Regions from separate parts of the Homo sapiens genome. Here region 2 is linked to region 1. The links are chromatin loops, found by intact Hi-C in ENCODE. Cell type or tissue: A673. All regions are shown on one strand. Each heading gives the region's core, and the rest is flanking DNA. Links, peaks and the distances in the headings are about the cores only.

Region 1 (2,919 bases), core at 142-2,641:
TAAAACCCCTTTCACAGGATTACTGTGAGGATTAAAAGAGAAAGAGTTTAAGGTACCTAACACAATAAAGGCTGCTGCTTTCCTTCCTGCGCTCCAACTGGTTTAAAAGCTTCAGTGCATCTCTAATGACAATGGGTGAAGTTTATTTTTTCAGTATGGAAGACCCTCAATGCCTCCTGTTCATTCTATTTCATTCCTCCCATGAATATGGATGTGCCAGGCACTGCTAGGAGCTAGAAAGAAGTGAGGAAAGGTCCCTGCTGAGAGTATCTCACAGTCGGGGGAGGAGAAGGTCACATTTTTAATCTCCCTTGAGGTTTTGACCTTTGTTTTTTCCAAATCTCCAAGCTAAGTCATTGCATTCTGCAGATGAATTGACACACTTTGATGCCCATTAAGGTAACGAGGTTTTATCATCAACTCTGACATCTCTGCAAGGCACTGGGAGGGGTTATGAGGCTCAAGGCCCTCATCCTTCAAGAGGACGTCGGGGTAACCAAGGGGTTTCAGCACAGCTGCCCCTCTCTGCTGGATGAGTTCAGTAGAGGAACTGGCAGGCAGTTACCATAAAAAGAAATCTGTTACAGCGTCAAGGCTAGGAACGTAAAGGTGTACCAAAAGCTACACTTCCTGCACCAGAAGAATTGGTGTCATTCCTAAGCCTTATTAGACTAATCTAAAAGAAGCAAATTAAGGAATCACAGCCCTGATCAGTGCCGGGTTTAAAGTAGTTTATAGGCCAGGCACAGTGGTTCACTCCTTTAATCCCATCACTTTTTTTCAGACCAACATGGCAAAACCCCGTCTCTACTAAAAATACAAAAATTAGCCAGATGTGGTAGTGTACACCTGTAGTCCCAGCTACTGAGGAGGCTGAGGCAGAGGTTACAGTGAGCCGAGATCACCCACTGCACTCCAGCCTGAGCGACAGAGCAAGACTCCATCTCAAAAAAAAAAAAGGGGGAGTTTACAGTGTGGGTGAGTTAACCCAGAAGGGTTGCCAAATATCAGGCCTCTTACAAATGAATACTCATTATTATTGCTAGAGTAGCAATGTTCATGAAAATGAACATTTCTAGAGTACAAAAAAAAAAAAAAATCAGAAACTTTAAACATTTTCCCAAAGTCTTGTTTCATCTAGTAACTTGCTAAGGAATTCATTTCCTCAATGGTAAGATAGGCAGCCTTGACATAGTTTGGTTCTGTCAAAGTGCCATCCAAGCACCATCTGGGGAGCTGCCTAAAGATGCAGATTCCTTGGCCCCACCCTGGGCTGACTCATCACCCTGTGGTGGGTCCAGGAACCTGCACTTTCTTCTGAGTCTTGCTCTGTCACCCAGGCTGGAGTGCAGTGGTGCAACCTCAGCCTTCCAAGTAGCTGGGATTATGATTACAGGAGTGAGCCACCGTGCCCGGCCAGCACCTGGATTTTCTAGCATGCCTGCTGCTCAGAAACTGGGCTCCTGCCCAGTAGCAGAAATGGTCAGGTTTATGATATTATACAAAAAAAGGTGGAAGTTGAGGGAATGTCTGAAAACAAAAAAGATCCAATTCAGCTCTTCATTGAGCCCCACGTTTCCAAACAATATCAAAAGACTGTATTTTTTTATGTAAGTAACTAAAATGACAGTCATCTTTCTCTTGAAAAATGATCCTCAGAAAACAAGGGAACAGTGACCTCTTGAGGAATCCAGAAGAATCTATGATCTCATATCTCATGCACCATGCATCAGAAATACTAAAGGAAGAGGAAGAAGGAAAATTCAACATCCAGCAAGGGCCTATTTGTCAAATATTATACCTAAAATCCAGTGGGAAAGATCCAGTGGGAAAGTAAACTAGAGAAACTATATAGAAGCTAAGGAGAGCCAGTTTTTTTTGTTTTTGTAAATGACTGGCTCTAGAAGCAGCAGGGTCCCAAATCCCCTCACCTGGAAGTGTCTATCTCAGCTGTGTAGGAAGGGCTCAGTCATCTGGGATTCAGCAGGGTTCTTAAGAGCTGGTCGTATGACCCAGCTTGGCTTGGTTGCAGAAAAATACAAAATGACCCTTCTTATACCATGAAGGGATCTTGTGTTTTCTTCAGCAGGGAAGAAAACTGTAACAACTCAAAGAAGTAAATTAACCCACCCAATTTTATAGAAGAAGAAGGTGAATTCTGAAGGGTTTGGGGAGTTGGACCCTCGAGATTGTTACTCCCCCCCCAAGATGCCAAAGGTCTCTCCCTTGCCACCCTCTCACACTGCCAGCCAGAGAGCAGGAGGGGGAGATCAAACCAGACTTAGCCCTAGCTAGGGAGAAGCAAACCGCATGTAATATTTCAAAATGAAATCAAACTGCAGTGCCAGGTTGAGGATCCACTAACAATCCAGTTTTGCTTGTAAACATCCCACTTTGAGGGGCATAGCCTCCCCTGTCACCCACTTCCTCCCACCTGTGTGCTACACGACAGGCTGTACACCTGCTCTCCAAGCCACCCAATCGGTTTTACAGTGATTCCATCCAAACCAGGAAAAATCATTTTTCATTCTTTTTGAAGCCAGCAGCCAAACCAAAGTACAACGCCAGCCCAAATCGAACATCTTAATTAAAATGCCTCTTACCTGATTTGACTGCTTTAATGGGGTAAGTGGCATGAGCAAGAAAGTTGGGATCGCTGAACATATCTTCTTCATAAACCACAAAGCGCAGAAATGCCAGGTTTGGGTCATAAATTTCAAATGTCACCTTCTCCTGTGTTGGAGCCCAGATAGGGCTGAGGCCATTATCATCTGGAAGGAGATCAAAGCTCATGAGAGGCCACATTGGAGCTGCCCCCTTCTGGTAAGACAATCTCCGCATCCTTCAGCTGTGAATCCCCTTAGCAACCATGTAAATAAATATGCATCTATGCCAAGATCTAAGAAAATCTGAATAATT
Region 2 (2,919 bases), core at 235-2,734, 520 kb before region 1:
TTCCTGGTGTGTGCACCCCTAGAATGCAGAGAGCTGGGTGCCTACAGCTGCCATCAGCAGGTAGCGAGGCAGTGGCTGATGGCATGGGGGTATAAAAAAAAAAAGAGTACCTACTTCAAAGATAATGCATATAATAAACTTGTAAAAGTCGTGAAAGACACTAAACATTCTAAAGATGTTAGTAGTCATGATTCTTATTTCTCTCTCTAGTTGTGTTGCCTGTGGATTCAAAGAAGAAAACATTCTCAGAAAAATGGAACCCATTCTTCAAGTAAGGGAATGTGGAGAGTGACATTCTCCTGCTAGTAAGGACAAGAGATGATAAAATTGAACTAAGGTGATCACAATGGGAATGAAGAGAAGCAAACACATTCAGGAGATATTTCTGGGTCCATAGGACTTTGTGACTTCTTGAGCACAGTGGCGAAGGAAAGACAGATTTAAGGTTTCTAGTCTACATTCATATATGGATAGTGATGACTACAACCCATGGGAAACATAGAGAAAGTTTCATTAAAAAAAGGACAGGTCCAAAGGCAGTCTACAAACTTCAGGGGAGTACATGCTCTGGTCAATAAATGTGTAGTTATTCAAAATGCAAGGTTCGATAAACATAAGAAAATGTGCCAAATTCATTAGTCATCAGGGAAATGCAAAGTAAAAGCACAATGACATACTAGAATGGCTAAATTTTAAAGGACCAATGATACCAAGTATTGATGAAGACGTGGAGGAACTCATTCAACGCAGGTGGGAGTGTAAATTGATACACTACTTTGGAAAAATGTTTGGTAGTATTTATCAAGGCTAAAATATGTTAGCAATTCCTCTCCTGGTTATATGAATAGTCTACAAAAATATATGTATGAAAATGTTCAGTTATTCACAAAAACTGGTAACAAGCTAAATAATGTCTTAAATGTAGAATGAATAAATTGCAGTGTGCTCATACTATTGTCTGAAATTGTCACCTAGTAAGTGCACAGCAATGGAAAAGAATAAGCCACTGAATATCATAGACAAAATATTGACTTGAAATGTTTAGATAGACACACAAGAAAAGTTCTGAATGATGATATTTACATGAAGTACAAGAACAGGCAAAACTAATAGCAAAAAAAAATGTCATTAAGCTGTACACTGAACATGTATGCATTTTACTTTGTGAAGGTTATAGCTCAATAAAAAAGTAAACTTTATAAAAGAACACAGGGCTAAAATCTTGGAGCAGTTCTTGGAAGCAATACACATGAGAAGGGCTGGAAATTCTGGTATGCACTGGAACTGCAAGGCTGTAGTGGTAATTTAGTATTCAAAATGAGTTGCTGGCTCTAACAGAACTATCAAACACTGCTTAAGGTCATTCCTGGAATTCATAGTGGTTTTGGCGTTTGTCAATTTTGGTCCCAGTGGAATCTGTAATAAGCCTCTAGAAGGAGCTGAATGGTGCAAAGAGAAGGGTGTGTCTCATAAACTATCAGGAAACTCTGGGGAGCCTGGAAGGACTGTGTGTATATCACAGAGCTGCCACAAGAGGGCACTGCCTCAGTCAGGAGGCGGTGGCTCCAAGTGGCTCTCAAGGCATGCCACCCACCTCCACCGCGACCCAGGAGCTTGGAGCTCTCCCCAGCAAGAGTAGTAGATGGTGTGTCCACCTGAGGTGGGACTGTGGTGTGGATTCTTCTGCTGGGGTGGCTTCAATTAAGCTGCTTCCTTCCTCAGGTGCAAAAAAAAAAAAGAAGAAAAGAAAAGAAAAAAAAAAAAAACAGCCAAAAGTGGCGTCTTCTAGTTCTACAAATTCCAACAGTTTAGATACTGTATCTCAAGTATCCCCTCTATTTGCTGTCTGTTTATTCATGAATATTTTTTGAACACCTACTATGTGTATTGAGGACACAACAGTGAGGAAGACAGAAATAGCTGCTGTCCATATAGAACTTAGCTTTAAATAAAAGAGAAAGACAGGAAGCAGGATGTATTCAGATTATAGTTAGTGATATGAGGAAAATGACAAGGATGATGTGGAGGGCAACAATTTTAGATAAGGTGGTCAGGGACTGCCTCTCTAAGGAGCTTATGTTAAAATTGAGGCTTGAATAATCAGAAGAAAGTGGCCATCCAAATAGCTGTGGGACGAGCCTGGCACAGACGAGAGTAAGTGTCAGTTCCAGAGTGGGGAGCACACTCGCTCTCTGCCACCCAGCACGAGCTACCTGTGGGGATTGGGCTTAGAAGCACCTAGTATGCCTCTCCACCGTTTACTCAATATCACCTTTTACTTAATATTAATGCTCTCTGGTTTTCCACCTCCTCTCAGCAAGGAGAGGAAACGGCAATTTTCCACCAGCAAACATCAGTATTCTGGGATTTAACTACCCATGAGTTAGAACTCAACATGGCAGCAGGGAAACCTATTGGATTTAGAATGCATTTGCTCAGAAAGGGAGCGTGTACACCTAGAGATGGTTCTAACGGGACATAAACAATAAAATCGCAATTACGTGTTAGATTCCCCATAACCGCTGCCTGTAATTGATTTCCAAGTTTTTGTTTTTCCTTTTCTTTTCATCAGATGGGTAAGGGTAATGTGCCTGCCACATCAAAACAAGGCTTGAGAGAGGCTTGAGATGCAATTATGTATACAGAAGCAGGAAGGAATCTTGGCCCTGGTGCGCTCCTGTCTTCCCCATGTCCCCTGAGTACCCTGGGCTTATCCAACCTTTTAGTAATTATCACATGGGATTGCCATTCTCTCCTCTAGAGCAGGAGCTATTCAAGAGCAGAGACCATGTGGAGTTTGTCTTGCTGAATGCAGCTTCTAGTTCATTAGCTGGTGCTTTGCACACACTTGGTAAGTGATGGTGAAATGCATGCATGCACACATGCCTGAGTTAATTCATCACCTCAACTCAGTCTATG

What was found. Peaks named below come from ENCODE experiments on the same cell type or tissue, not always from the same donor. Only the 100,000 strongest peaks of a DNase experiment are listed, where the experiment ranks them.
Region 2: a loop joins it to region 1, with 9 times the contacts of the local background. A loop is called at or near these places in 7 of 110 quality-filtered maps.

The regions. Positions count from the first base shown.
Region 1 is chr16:81,939,744-81,942,662 of GRCh38, reverse strand. It overlaps PLCG2 (phospholipase C gamma 2), which reads right to left. Exons shown (of 33, transcript NM_002661.5): 30 at 2,604-2,771. Among named protein-coding and RNA genes, the nearest start is that of SDR42E1, 70 kb to the left of the region's middle. In A673, for the core only: a CTCF peak has its summit at 1,684; a DNase peak (open chromatin) is centred at 1,672.
Region 2 is chr16:82,455,411-82,458,329 of GRCh38, reverse strand. No RefSeq gene overlaps it. Among named protein-coding and RNA genes, the nearest start is that of CDH13, 170 kb to the left of the region's middle. In A673, for the core only: CTCF peaks have their summits at 1,326 and 1,528 (motif pointing right); a DNase peak (open chromatin) is centred at 1,529.